2 separate regions of the Mus musculus genome follow, and region 2 is linked to region 1. The links are chromatin loops, found by intact Hi-C in ENCODE. Cell type or tissue: left cerebral cortex. All regions are shown on one strand. Links, peaks and the distances in the headings refer to the core of each region. The heading gives the core; the rest is flanking DNA.

Region 1 (7,814 bases), core at 2,458-4,957:
TGAAAAAAAATTTTTAAAAATGTCTTGTTGTTGTTTTTTAAAGCCAGTTTAGAAAACCAGAAATTGCAAGCTAGGAAGCGGCGTGTCTCCATGGTCTGTGCTTCAGTTTCTGACTTCAGTTCCTATGGGAGTTTCTGCTCTCACTTCCCTTCGTGATGGCCCATGATTAGGATGAGTAAACCAAATAAACCTTCTCCTTCCCAAGTTGCTTTCAGGCACAGTGTTTAATTACAGCAATAGAACACAAATTAGGACAAAGTGTACAAACTTTTAGGTAGAAAATGAATGAATTCTGGGATCTAATGTGCAGCATGGTGACTGTCGCTCATATTATACTGTAGCCTTGATATAGCCTTGCTACAGACTACATCCTTTTAGGGTATAGAAGTGTTAAGGCAGGGTCTTGTTACATAGCCCAGGCTAGGCTAGAACTCACTTAGTGCTCAGGCTGCTCTCAAACACTCTGTCCTCTTATTCCAGCCTCCTGAGGGCTGGAATTACATCTGGGCTACATGGCAAGTCTTTGTCACAATAAAATAAAATAAAATAAAATAAAATAAAATAAAATAAAATGGAACAAAACAAAACCAAGGTAAGGAATATACCTAAATGATGGCACAGATATTCATTTAGGAAAAAAAGTATATCATAGTGCCCATTCATTGGCTTTCCTCTTAAATAATATATTTTTATTTATAACAAATTAAAATTATAGTGAAGTGGCTTAAATACTACTGAAATCAAGGCAAAGGAATAAGCAAAGAGTTCAGGAGAGGATTAAGTATTTATTTCTTTTTTAGAGACAGGCTGTCATGTAACTCTAGATCCTCTCATCTCTATCTACCAAGCACTAGGATTACAGAAGTGGACCACTATGGGTCAGCCAGGCATAAGTAGAAATACAAGATTATATCCAGAGTACTTAATTCAGTTACATAATACAAGTGTGTGTGTGTGTGATTAAGTTTCTTAAATTTACTTTTCAATGCTTATTTCTGCATGTATAGCTTACATGACATTGTCAAGTGAATTAATTTCTATCTTCATTTTCTTGTAAAATGAATATAAGAAGATAGATCATAGCCCAAGACATTAGAAAGTTTAAGTAAGATACTTAAAGAAAAGAAAATAGAGTTTTGATTTCTCTCAACTTTACTAATACTCAGTTGTCACTTTAAATTAAACTCCTAAATCTGAATTTTATTAAATGTAAAACAAGAATTATACTGGGCCTAACTGTTTTACCATATCAAATGAGATATGAAAGTGTTCTGAATAGTCACTATACTGTTGCATGTGAAGGACTCCAATGTTCAGAGCTTGAACCTCTCGAAATGTAACAGTCTAAGTTAATGCCTGGACTTCAATCCATCACAGGTAAAAATTTATTCTCATATTATTGGCTTTAGAAAATGTGTTTTCTCTTAAATACATCTTAGCAACAAAGAGAAAATAGACTGATTTAAAACAAACAACAAACTACCCATGATGGAACCATATCAATCACTACAGGGGAATCTTCCAGCTTTTATTTTATACGGCTTTCTACCTAGAGCAGAAATTGATAAACAGGAAAGCCGGGCTGATATGAGATAACGCTCCTGTTGTCATCTATGACAAAGGGTTGGTGCTGAGTAACATTATCCCTGCTTTCCAAAGATCCAGGCTGGCCACCACCATTTCAAAATTTCAAGACATTCACTTATTTTACTTTGTATCTGTTTTGACACCCTGGCAAATAGAAAAGATGAAATCGGTATTTCATTAACTGAATGATTTCATATATCTTTAGGTATGGGTAAAGGTGAGATTTAGACTTGAAAGACGGGTTTCTGTGTTAGCTTTAATCCTTTTGGGATGTACAATCAATCTTGGACAACTATTTGATTTTGATTTTGTATGACAGGGTTCTTACACGAGTATCTGTGTGTATGTGTGTGTGTGTGTGTGTCTATCCCAGACTAACCTTGGTGATCTTCTTTCACAACACCTTGAGTGCTGGGATTATAGGCATATGCTACCATGCCTGGCTTTTTCCCACCTTGACTTTTCAAATAAGAGAATGCTTCATAACTTCTTTATAAATTATAAAACACAACACTAAATGTGTTATTCTGATTAGTCATTAGTAAATTTTTATCTTTTCTGAACCTAAAATATAAACCAGCTAATGCTTATTGGTTAATATAAGAAAGTATACAACCGGGCGTGGTGGCGCATGCCTTTAATCCCAGCACTTGGGAGGCAGAGGCAGGCAGATTTCTGAGTTCGAGGCCAGCCTGGTCTACAAAGTGAGTTCCAGGATAGCCAGGGCTACACAGAAACCCTGTCTCAAAAAAACCAAAACAACAACAACAACAACAACAACAAAACAAACAAAAACAAAAAAAGAAAGTATACGAATACAGAAGACAGACTGACATTTGTGCTGTTTCAATTTATTGTTCTATGGCATTGAAAACAGGGTCACAGGATGATGAAACAATGGACAGTTTTGGAGCTGGGTTATCTTTGGTCATGATACAATACTGGGCTTCATTGGATTCCTCAAGAGTATTCATTGACAAAACAGACATTTGTTCTGGCCTACTTGAAGTTAACAGATACAAGTTTTAAGCCCAGAGACCCTTTAATTTGCATTATGTGTTAAGTGAAAAGACTGTACAACCTTTCGAAAGTGTGGGGATTGTGCAGTGACATTAAAATGTCTACACTATAATGATAAATAGTGATGTATAGACTTGGAAGTAGGACACAAACAAATATTGCTTATTTTAATTATTTTTGAGACTAGAGCTTGCTTTATAACTCAGGCTAGCTTTGAACTCTTGATCCTTCCATGTCAGCCTTCAAAGTGTGGGGATTACAGATGTGTGCCTTCATGTCAAGTTAAAACTCTGCATCGTAACAAGCTCTACAATTTTTCTGATACAATGGACATTTGCAAATTATTATTCTAGACTTTCTTGGTGGGTACCTAAACATTTTTAAAAGCCATCCTTCCAAGTATTGTTTGGGAGAACAAACAGTGTAATGAAAATTATGCCATAGTAACATGTGCAATTCAGTGCCCAACCAGTATCAGTAAGAAAAATTTTAGTGGTCAAGCGTACTTAAGAAATGGCATCTTGCCAGTACAGGGGAATACCAGGGCCAGGAAGCAGGTGTGGGTGGGTTGGGGAGCAGGGCAAGGGGAGGGTATAGGGGACTTTGGGGATAGCATTTGAAATGTAAATGAAGAAAATATCTAATAAAAAAGCCTTAATAAGCCGGGTGTGGTGGCACACGCCTTTAATCCCACTCGGGAGGCAGAGGCAGTCGGATTTCTGAGTTCGAGGCCAACCTGGTCTACAGAGTGAGTTCCAGGACAGCCAGGGCGATACAGAGAAACCCTGTCTCAAAAAACAAAAAACAAAACAAAACAAAACAAAAAAGCCTTAATAAAAATAAAACAATACAGAAAGAAAAAAAAAGCTGTTGTTTGTCATCTTAAATTCAGAAAGCTCAATAAATTCCTTACATTTGTATACACACACACACAAACACACACACACACACACACACACACACACACACACACACACACACACACGAAATGACATCTTGTAGAAGAGTCTAGAAAGGCCAGCCTGCTAGCTGTTCTTACTTTGCTTCTTCTGTTACACAGATAAGCCATTAGCTTGAAGATGCAGCCAACTACCCAAGTATGTTTTCTTTGCCAAGACAGAAAGTTAGAAAACAGTGCCTTACATGTGTAATCCACCCGTATCTTTTCTTGGCTCTACCAAAGTTCTGATTGCAAGAAGTCCTAGGGGTTTTCTGAGGACTCAGCAACCAGGGATATCTCTGGTTTAGCCACCTCTGCCAAGCAACTGTGATAATCTCTCAAGCAGGAAAGACTTAAAAGAGTTAACAAACCAGCATGCTGTAGACTGGCAGAGAGATGGGCCAATAAGGTGTCTAAGCCGGCAGTGCGTCTGGTGTGGGCGGGTATGGGCAAAGCGTGCGAAAGGACCGTAGAGGCCTAGGGGTGAGAGGGCAGCCAGGGTTAGAGATTTGGAGGAGCCAGGGGCCAGGAGGACGCACGTGTCCGCATCCTTTTCTTCTTGCCCTTTATCCCTAGGGTTTGATAGCAGCGGGGATAGCTCGGGGGCCCCGTGTATGGCCTCGGAGTTACAGCGTCCGGACTCCATGCCCTGTCACAATCGGCAAGTAAACTCTACTTCTAGCCCAAGTCCCGAGCATCTGCTAGCCGAGGACCGGGTCCTGGATCATGCAGAGGAAAATAACGCTGCTATGGCTAAGCTGACTCTCCTCCCTGGGCACGCCCATTCTAGCGTGCTTTCGGAGCGGGACTCTCCGGCCTGCTGCAGCACTAATCTTCACTCTGAGAACCACAGTGACAGTAGTGACAGTGGCAACTACGATGCACCTGTCGGCGGCGACTCCCTGCTAGGGGACTGTGAACTCTCCCGACAGATTGGGGCTCAGCTTAAGTTGCTGCCTATGAATGATCAGATCCGGGAGCTTCAGACTATCATCCGGGACAAGTAAGCTTAGAGCGGAAGGGAAAAGGGAGCGGAGGGCTGCAGGGTGAAAGTAAAAAGCTTCTGTTTGCATTTGGCACACTGGTCTTTGGGGATTAGAGCCAGGCCTCTTTCTTTGGCCTGTGAGTAGGGAGGGAGTCAGTGAGACACTTCTGTGGCCCCTTCTTAGTTGCTGCGGTTAACATTGCTTTGTTTAGGAAGGAAACCTTTTAGGTAGCCTTCAGCCTCTTCCGGCCTCTTTGTCTGTCTTAAACATGACCAATCCTCTACTGTGCCAGGCAGGTACACACCCCTATGCCATCTGCTCAGTTCCCGACCACGTGGTAAATGTATAACCCAGGAATGGTTACTGCCTGTGGTTATTAACACCCCGACAGCCCAAGCTCACAAAACTAAAGCAATTTCAAGGGAAATGATGTGCTCCGCCAGCCCTCTGACTCAACAGCATTTGCTCCTGCAGTTTGCCATTTTGTTTACTGATTGGGAGTTCAGCTTTACCTGGTTGCCAGAAAGTTTATGATTCCACTCTTATCAAGACAGTTTTACTGAAAACTTACAGAATGTAGTTAACAGCAAAGGTAACCTAAGAACAAGTTGGATCCTCCTAATCCCACAAATCAGTATAGCAAGAACTTGAAAAGTTAAAATATTTTGGAATATGGATTTTCTTGGATAGCTATGTACCACAGTGAAATATAGCTGCCATCTTTCCTTTTTTTCTTTCTCTTTCTTTTCCCTTCCCTTCCCTTCCCTTCCCTTCCCTTCCCTTCCCTTCCCTTCCCTTCCCTTCCCTTCCCTTCCCTTCTCTTGTCTCTTCTTTTCTTCTTTTTAATCAGACAGGGTTTTCCTAAATTGCTGCTCAAACTTTGGCCTCAAACTCCAAGGCACAAGTCAACCTCCCAAGTAGGTGGAACTACTGGACCTGAGACCATACCTGGCTCCTATTGGCAGCTTTAAATGAGCAGCTACGGCTCATTTAAGACCACTGTATTTCTAGCATGTCTTGACATTTAAAAATGCCCTAAAATAAATACGATTTGGCAACCGTTTCTTCATACTCTTGTAGTGGGCTCCAGTGCTTCCGTACTGCAGTTTTCCTGACTCTCACATGCATGCATCTACAACTGCCTTTTGAACATAGCAGCCTTGATTTGATAACTGCCATCTCAGCAGCCTTCATTTGGAACCAATTTGGGCATGCTTAGCCCCCTTTGGTTCCTTGTTTCTGCTTTCATTTAGAATTCCCCACATCCCTTTTTATTAATGGTCAACTCCTGTTTTTTCAAGGCTAAACTCATTCTTCCTGGCTGATTTTCCCTGACCGTTTTTTAAATGGAAGGTTTCCTTTCTATTTTAAATATTATTACTTGTGTATGGACCTTGCTTATTAGGTTTACAGCTATTCATTGCAAGTAATAGAGCTCCATCATTAAAGGTTATTTCTACCTTTTGTGGAGTTTTACTGTATAGCCCGGTCTGGCCTGAAGTGTTTGACCCTCCTGCCTTAGCTTCCTGAATGCTTGAGTTATGCGGGGTGCACTGCTATGCCTGGACCTAGCTCTTAAGCTTATATTTATGAAACTGTACTATTTGCTTATAAAGAATCAGTATTGAAAACTATGATCACATGATCTAATGGCATAGAGGCTTAAAAAAGATGAGGCATAGTTTTGGTAGTTGTTGGGACAACTGAAGTAAGACATCTGTGAAATAAAGAAAATTTGATAATTCTTGGAATTGACTAACTTTGGTTCTTGGATCTATTACACTTGTAGATGAATTTTGGGGTCTCAGTGAATTTCTAGTAAATTTTATTTGTCCATGGTAATGGTTATTTAAAAAATATCTTTGTTGGAGGGATTCTTGCATTATAGACATAAGACCTTGGATTTGATTCCAAGCACTGCAAATAAAAGAACATTTTTATTGAGACAGAACTTTCATATACAATTGAGACATTTTAAAGTATAATTTAATGGTTTTCTGTATGTTCTTCACCTACCACAGTCACTTTTAGAACATAGTCATCCCCTCAACAAGAGACCTCACAGGTAGTCAGTCCACATTTACCTAACACCCCCTCAAGCCCTAGGCAAAAATTAGTTTACTTTAGAGTTCCATTAGTTTGCCTATTCTGGATATTTTTTCTGTGTGTTTGTGGTATATGTATGTGTTCATGTTTGTGTGGGTATAAGTATTCATGCATGTACGTATGTGTGTGGAATATAGAGCGAAATAGACATCTGATATCTCCCCCATCACTATACACCTGTACACTCTCACATGCATGCATCTACTACTGCCTTTTGAACATAGCAGCCTTGATTTGATAACTGCCATCTCTTTTGTTGAGACAGGGTCTCTTATTGAACCTAGAGCACACCAATTCAGTAAGACTAGTTGGCTAACAAACTTCAAGCATCTTTCCATTTCTGTCTCCTCAGAGCTAGGATTAAAGATGTGCATCAACCCAGCCTTTTATGTGGGTAGGTGCTGGGAACCGGAACTCAAGTTCTTATGCCTGCATGCAAGCAGTTCACTAACTGAGCCATTTCCCTAGCTCTTACATTTATTTAACCAATAGAAAAACACATCAATGGAGTATCACATAATGATTAAATCGGGTTAAATAAATTTCTTTCTCTAAGCACTTGTTAATTCTTTATGGTAAAGGCTTTCTAAATACTTTCTTCTCGATTTTTGAAATGTGTAACACAGTATCTGTAGTTAACCTACTATGCAATAGTATAACAAAGCTTCTTGCTCCTATCTAACTTTAAGTCAGTACTCCTTGATCAACCTTTCTACCTCCTTCTCCTCCCCTCTTCTCCCCAGCCTGTGGTTAAATCCATTTTACTGTCAAACCCTGAGAACAACTTTTCAAGACTTCACATATGAATAAGATTGTGTGATTGTTGCTGTTTTGGCCAGTTTCTTTTAGTGTGATGTTTTCAGAATTCACTCCTTTGTGTGGCTGAATGATAATTTATTATATAGATTTGCTGCAGTTTATTAATACATCCAATGGCTAATGAATATTTGGGTATTTTTTGCTCTTTAGTTATTATGAATAAGGCTGCCGCGAATATTTGCTTATATGCCTTTGCAGGGGTGAAGATCTTCAGTTATCATTAGATTTCATAAAGGGTCGTTATGTAAAGGTTAAAAAACATTAATACAGAGTTTGGAGAGACTGTGACATTTAGGATTTATATATGATAGTATCTGTATGTCTTGATTATATTTCATTATTCAGAAAAGCTTGGA
Region 2 (7,814 bases), core at 2,409-4,908, 190 kb after region 1:
AAAGTATCACCTTTAGTATCAGCATGATATTATAGCCTGATATTCTGTAGAGATGAGGTTCTCTTTAGAAAGAAGTTAGCTCTTTAATATTACCTTTTAAGTCATAGCAAAACCCTAATTTATTGCTTTTGTTACATTGATAAAGGCATGGCTTTGCTATCAGGCAGGCTTCACTTCTGATTTTCAGTGCTATACTAAATGTAACATTAGAAAATTGGCTTCAACATTTCTGAAATCCAGGTTGCACATTTGTTCAAAGATTTTACAAAGAGGGCCAGCAAGAGGGCTAAATGTGTAAGGGCATTGGCCACCAGGTCTCAGGGTCTTTGAGTTCAATCCCCAGAACTCTAATGATAGAAGGAAATAACCAATTCCTATGCTTCCATTAACTTCCACAAAATGTCGAGGCACATCCCTCCAAATACCACACACACACACACACACACACACACACACACACACACAAACACAAACACACACGTAAAACTTTAGAAAACACTTAAGATTGTAACGTGAAGATGGCATCATAGAATGTGAGAGCTAGAAACAGAAGTCAAGGCCACTTATTTCACTGATTTTTATTTTTTTTTTTTTTGAGATGGGTTCTGCCTATAGTAAAGAGGTTTGTTTTGAACTCCTAGGCTCAAGTGACCCTTCTGTCTCAGATTCTCAAGTGTTGAGACTATAGGTTTATGTAACTTTATTGGGCTTAGCTTAGTTTAAAAAATGCTAATATTGATACAAAAATGTTTAAAACAAAACAATGTCTGAGGCAAATAAAATATATTTTCAGGTTATACCAGTCCTGTGGGTCACCAGTTTTGACCTCTGTACTAGTTGAGAGGAAGCAGCATGTTATAATATCTTGAACAGAACGTCCACATTGCCTGTGTTACCATCTAAGTTTAACAATTTACCAGCTCTATAATCTCAGATAAATTACATAATCAGTTCATTCCTCTCAACTAGGCATAAGAAACCTTAAGCTTTCTAGCAGCTTTCAGTATGGCATGACTAAGAACCTATAGAAAGCTAATTATATGCATTGATTTTTTTTTCTGAAGGGGGGAGTGGGATGTGAGACAGGGTTTTATGTAGCCTGGCTTCAGCCTTTCTATGTAGTTGAGAATGGCCTTTGACTCCGGATCCTAGTGGGACAACAAATGTGTACAACCATACCTGATACTTGGTCTTACCTCAGTTTGTTGACTCACTTTACATATCTGGATAGTGGGGGTAATAATGGTACCTACCTTATAGAGCTCTGAGGATTAGTGAGGTGATACATATAGACTGCTAATAAAATTGCAGTAGTGAGGACACTTTTTTCTAGCACAAAATAAGCACTATATAAGGATTAACTATCATCATTACTGATTTTTAACATGATTTCGTGTTGAACTCATGTATGTTAGTAGTAAAGGACTTGAAAAGAAGGCTTGATAGTATTTACAATGTAGCATTGTTCCTGGAAGTGATGTACATACCATCACAATGGAGCTGAACTTTTGATCCCTTAGTTAATCATTCAAAAAAGACAAAGTGGTAAGGTCTGAGAACAGGAAAATTTTCCCGTCAAGGGAATGCACCTTATAGCAGACAGAGAAGAAGAGCAGGAGAACAGCCCAAATGCCTACCCATGAAGGCAACAAACCAAACTTATTGCTAAAAGCCTCTTCTGTATTTCCCATAACGTCCTTAAGAAGAAGGCCAGGAAAAAAAAAAGCCACATCTTGATCTATAGAGTTGACTAGAAGGAATTCTTATATCGGAAAAACACACTTACTTTACTTGACCCAAATTTGTGTAGGGATAGAGTATAGTATTTTTTCAAATACGTAAGAGAAAGGGGTTATAAGTGTAGTTGGTTCCTGGGACTGAAAAGTAGCACTCAAGCAGTAATATTTGAGGTGAGAGTTATGATATGAGGAAATAAATGAAGCATAGGAAGGCAGCTTTGAGGGGATGTTTGATGAACTCCACTTTGAATGAACAGGGAGACTGCAGGCCACAAGTATAAGGGGCTGGTAATAGGACTTCAGTATTGAAGTGATAATAGGTCTTAATAGGATCTCACATGAAAAGATATGGGGATTCTTCAATGGACCATGAGAAATTTCTGTTGAGAGGAGACAGTGTATGTCATGAAAACTAATTTGAGTTTATGAGAATGTTAGAAGGCCATATGTAATAGAGAGAGGACTGGAAACATATGAAAATCTAAGTGTATGTGGGTAAATACAAGAAAAAGATCTTGTTTTTTGTGCTGTGAAAGACTGGAGAATTCTGAGTTTGAAAGCACAAGGTACATGATAGGAACCAGGTTGTAAATAAGGAGAGACTAGAGTAATCCCTGGTGTGGTAGGACAGGGCATAAGGAAAGTCCAGCATCACTAAAGGGGTGGTCTAGGAAGAGAAAACAACAAAAGTATATTCCCATGAGAAAGGGCCAAAGGGACAAACTTCAGTAAGAAAGAACTGGATTTCCCAGGCTTGAGAAAGCAGGGGGCAAGTGCATTCTGAGAGGAAACAATGACAAGCACCAGGGACTGATAGTGTCAGAATGTGGGGACAGTGGGAAAACACTGGAGGGGGTGAAGAATGTTTCTCAGTAAAGATAGTTAAAGATTAAACAAGTAGTGGCTCTTCCGTGGGATATGGTAAAGATTGTGGGGACTCTTGTAAGTGTAAAGAAAACATTTGAGTATGCATTTATTGTGGATGGGACTGTCAGAAAATAACATAGGCCTTCTAATGAGAAGTTGAATGCTTTACAAAGTGGAAGGGAAGAGGCTGTACCCAGTGTGGTACAGTGCAGAGCTCTAATATGAGAAGAGAGTGTTGTATAGAACCCCCACACCACAAAAGGAGCTCTGAAAATGAGGGAAGCGCACAGGAAAAGAAGGGGGGAAACCTTATTACCATTGTGTGAAATGTGAGGTAGAACACACAGACTGAGGAGTCATAAGAAGGCAAACATATGAAGCACTCCTCTCTCTCTCTCTCTCTCTCTCTCTCTCTCTCTCTCTCTCTCTCTCTGTGTGTGTGTGTGTGTGTGTGTGTGTGTGTGTGTGTGGTGTGTATGTTGCATGTGTGCACACATGTGCGTGCTCTCTTGGATCTCAGAGAAAGAATGGACGGAGGGCTTAGCCCTGTGTAAAAAGTGAGAACAGAATGTTCTGATGTGAGAGGTTCAGAAGTGGGTGGGGAGGAGATGTGAAACCTCTCAGCTTGTGTTTGAAGATTGCAGAGAGAAGGTATGGATCTCAAAGTGGAGAAAAGGTGAGCTAATAGAAGAGGACAGGAATTATTTTGGGATCCCTTAGAGGGAATCCCCAGCATGGAAGGAATCATAGTAGGAGGGGGAAATGGTGGGGCCCTTAGTTGGATGCTTTGGTGGAGCAGGCACTTTAAGGACATGGAGTATGGTGCTTCCTCAATTGGTAGGGTGGGCTCAGAAGGTGGTTGCCAGGCAGTACAGCTTAAGTGGTTACCCTGTACTGGGAAAGGGGGTCCTGGTAGAAAGAGTCAGGGAATTATCGAGGGTAGAGCAAGGAAGTAAGAAAACCCAGGGGAGAGGAGATGGCGACGTGGTGGGACCCTCGTGGGACGGCGCATGAGAGATATTGTGAGAAGCCCAAGATTGGAAACTGGGAGTTTTTCAGGGCGCGAAGGGAAAAGCCGCAGGGTGAGGGCTGAGCTCACTGGGGACATCGGTATGAAGGATAAGGCAGACGATTGTGCTGGAGCATAATTTCCCCAGTTTATGTGGCCAGCCCCACTTACCCAGGCAGAGTTCAAAGACGTAGGCATAGTAGGACCAGAGAACGACGAGGACAATAACGAGCACTGGCACCCAGGACAGTACCCGGCGGCAGCACCGCAACCCCCCAGACAGAGCCATCTTCCAGCCCCGCCGCATCTTCGGCTCGAAGATCGACCGAGCAGGCCTGCTGGCGCCGGCCGGGATCTGCTTGGGCGGCGGCTGGGAGGCGGGAAGGCGCGCTGTGCGGCGCTCCACTGCTTAGCCTGGCGGGAACCGTCCTCGAGCCGCTGCCACCTGTGGGGCTGCACTGCCCAGCGCGCCCCGTCTGGCACCGCTGGCCTGAGTCACAGCTACAGGAACCGGCTGAGGTGGGGCAGAAGGTGGTTGCCTAGCAGTCCAGGCCGCAGGACTCACAGGGACTGCAGCCCCTCCCCCTTTCCACCTCTCGCCCCCTACCCCCAACCCCCAACCCCCAACCACTTCCTCTGAGCCTGCTGGGCTGGGCCTCCGCCAAATGTAAAACCCAAGAAATGTGGGTCCGCCCATCTGCCTTTACTGCACTGCATCCACCTTCTCTTCAGTTCTGGTTTCTCCCCTCTTCCTTCCCCTGTATCTCCTTTTCTTTGCTGTCCCAACCCCCAGACACACAAGTACAAAAAGGCACTGTGCAAAAGATGCACACAGCACAGTAGTACCTCATGAATTAAAGGTCATCCATCTCCATCCTCCCACTGCTACTTGAACAGTATGCTTAACACGTAGTGCTGCAGTCTCTGTTGGGGTACATCCCTTGACAGGGCACTCCTTCCACCCTCTGTACCCCCTGCAGAATTAGCTTAGTGTATTTTCAGAATAAACACAATGGTGCAGAAATCAAGTGAAGGCCATAATGATTCTGGGCTCAGGGAACTCTCTAAAGGTTTAAGCTTTATTAATAAAAGCACTTTTTTTTTTTCAGCTGGGCGTGGTGGTGTCACATGCCTTTAATCCCAGCACTCAGGAGACAGAGGCAGGCAGAGTTCTGAGTTTGAGGCCAGCCTGGTCTACAGAGTGAGGCCAGCCAGGGCTATACAGAGAAACCCTGTCTCGAAAAACCAAAAAAAAAAAAAAAAAAAAGCATTTTTCAGGCAGAAGAGGATTGATGACCTCTCAGACCAGAAACGTGTTTGAAAAGGCATGACATGACAATTCTAAAGTGTTCCAAGACCAGCTGCTGTACCTTGAAGAGAGTTTATGTGAAGAGGATGGGAGTGAGGACTGAAAATACAGGCTGGAGCAAGGATGTGAATGCTCTTGGATGCCTTGTCAGGGACACAGTTATGTAGAGCAGATGGAAAACAGTCAGCAAAGGTCGGGGGGCGGGGGGCAATGGAATAGAGTCACAGTGATACTAATGTAAAACAGTAAGCTGGATTTCACTAAGGAAGCCGGTCTGAGAGCAGGGGGACCAATCAGGAGGCAAGTCGTTACTTTCTATTAAGTCAACATTAGTATAAATAAAGAATGGCAAACCAGGGGACTGTCACGAAGAAGCTCATGTCCTCCTTAAGGCAACAGGCTGTTGTTTTGACACAAGTACCTACCACAGTTCTATTATTATGGTCGTTTGTATATTTCATACTCATTGATCTAATGGTTTCCAAAGGTCTAGTACACGAAGAGACTTTTGCTGAGATCCAGTTTTGATTTACAGTCAGTGTGACTGCTGTGTGAGAGCAAGAGGTTTTATAAGCCAGGAAGCGGGAGTGGGTGGGTTGGGGAGCAGGGCAGGGGGAGGGTAATTAGGGGGTTTTAGGGATAGCGTTTGAAATGTAAATGAAGAAAATATGTAATTTTTTTAAAAAAGAGATTTTGTAAGATTGTCTTGTGGTTTTAATGTATGGTTATACATGCAATAACGTTCCTAAAGTAACAACACTATTGTTTCTTTTCAGATTAAGATCAAGGTTGATGTTACTAAAGTAGTAATGTAATGAAGTGCAGAGTGTATTTTAGTTACAATATTTAATAGTCTGATAAGTTATTTAGCCCTGAAGTTCTGACATGAAAGAATGGCTTTCCATTAATCATGGTTTTGAGGATCTTAGAACATATATTTTGAGATTTTTGTACCTATTTTGTTTAAATCAAGTGGCTTTGTGGAGGAAATGATTAAATGTAGATAGAGTCTGAGCTGGGCAGAATACCTACTAACTTACTAAGAAGGTAACAGGTTTAAGTACGGATTTGAGGGAAGGAATGACAGATAAAGGGAATTGTATAATGGTAAAGATATATGAAACTTTATGGTATATTCGAGAAGACTACAAGAAACCTGTCTTGTTGGAAGGCATCACAGTAGGCTAACCTCTTGATTAATATTTTTGAAGCATTATGGGCCAGAGAGCTGGGAATGCTTGTTGCTCTTCAAGAATTTGATTCCTGGTACCCACATCAGTTACCTCTTATTGGCCTGTAACTATCTCCTGGGGGGCTCTGACACTGTCTTCTGATCTCTGTGAACACTTGCCTTTGCCCCTCCCCCACCATGACACAATTAAAAGACTTTGGGCCCAAAGCAGGGGATCAGGAGACGAAGGGTATCATGGAACTGTTTGTGGGAGATAATCGATAGAATTTGTTAATCACTGTAAAAAGTGAGGAGTGAGACCAGTCAAAGGTAATGAAGAACAGTGTTGCCTGCCACCACCACGGGGGCTATGGTGAGGAAAGGAGGTTGGATAGGGAAGTTGAAAAGTTCCTTTTTGGTGGGCTTTGCTTATATTTTTATTTTCTAGTGTAATCTGGGCACTAATCAAATAGCTTGCGATGAGGACTTATGATAGAGAGAATTCATATGCAGATTAGCATGGATGGCTAAGAACCAACAGAGAAACCAAGTTCAAGAATATATATTGCAAGGTTTAGCAAAGTATGTTTACGGGCTACATGTCAACTATTGACTTATTTGTTTTCTTTCTGTTCCCTGCTGTTTTTTCCCCTAGTTTTTTGCTGATCATGATGGTACATGGGTGTAACCCTAGCACTTAGCAGGTAAAGGCAGGAATTCAAGGCAGTCCTCTGCTATATAGCTAGATATAGAGCAGGCTCAGGCTGGGTTACTTGAGACTTCCTCACTTTGTTAAAAGTTACATTTATTTAGTGTGTGTGTATGACTGTGCATGTGAATGTATGCATGTGTGTGTGTACACATATACACACATATACATGATACACAGCATGTGTGTGGAGATCAGAGAACAAGAGATAGAAGTAATTTCTTTCTATCAGGACATCATGTGGGTCCTGGAAATTGAACTCAGGTTGTCAGGCTTGGCTGCATGTGCTTTTACCAACTCCTACCTCATTTATTGACATAGACTATTGGACATACTGCTATATTTCATAAAGACCATTTCTTTCAAGTACGAAATGTACTTTGACTATATTAACGTTTTCTGATTTCCTCAATTGAATTCTCCCTTCACTTGTTTAGTCTCTTCTAGTTTCATGCCATATTGTGTGTGTGTTCTTGTCTCTGTGTGTGCAGTTTTATATACGTATAAAGAATTGTAGGATCTAATAATGAGGAAAAATATGTGGCATTATCTTTATACATGTGATTTAGTTTCTTTCAGCACAATGATCTTCAGTTTCAACAGTTTTTTAGCAAATGGAATTATTTCATTCTTCATGATTGAATAAAACTCCACCTATGTATATGTACCACATTTTCTTTATTCATTTATCTGTAGATGGACACATAGGCTGATTCCATATGTATCTGTATATGTATATATGTATATGTATCTGTATGTGTGTGCACATATGCATGCGTGTATGCATGCTTGTGGACGGTAAAGAACAACCTCAGGTCTTACTCCTAAGGCATCTCTCTCTCTCTCTCTCTCTCTCTCTCTCTCTCTCTCCTTTTTGTTTGTTTAAGATAGGATCTCTCATAGCCCTGAAACTTCATCAGGTAGGCTAGGCTAGCTGGAAAGTGAGCCACAAAGCTGTCTCCACTTCCCATCTTGCCATCTCTGGTATCTCCATAATCTCCATACCTGGC

Evidence for each region. A loop is a pair of places that touch in the nucleus more often than their neighbours do. Peaks named below come from ENCODE experiments on the same cell type or tissue, not always from the same donor. Only the 100,000 strongest peaks of a DNase experiment are listed, where the experiment ranks them.
Region 2: a loop joins it to region 1, with 2.6 times the contacts of the local background. A loop is called at or near these places in 1 of 42 quality-filtered maps.

Annotation. Positions count from the first base shown.
Region 1 is chrX:104,478,800-104,486,613 of GRCm38, forward strand. It overlaps Uprt (uracil phosphoribosyltransferase), which reads left to right and starts at 4,004. Exons shown (of 7, transcript NM_001081189.3): 1 at 4,004-4,550. The coding sequence starts at 4,162. In left cerebral cortex, for the core only: no CTCF peak of the experiment used is centred there; DNase peaks (open chromatin) are centred at 3,965, 4,466 and 4,806; H3K4me3 peaks cover 1,107 bases; H3K27ac peaks cover 766 bases.
Region 2 is chrX:104,666,878-104,674,691 of GRCm38, forward strand. Zdhhc15 (zinc finger, DHHC domain containing 15) reads right to left here and starts at 4,187. Exons shown (of 12, transcript NM_175358.4): 1 at 3,787-4,187. The coding sequence starts at 3,922. It overlaps Gm39530 (a long non-coding RNA gene), which reads left to right and starts at 2,943. Exons shown (of 3, transcript XR_003953044.1): 1 at 2,943-3,282. In left cerebral cortex, for the core only: no CTCF peak of the experiment used is centred there; DNase peaks (open chromatin) are centred at 3,480, 3,951 and 4,308; H3K4me3 peaks cover 1,252 bases; H3K27ac peaks cover 332 bases.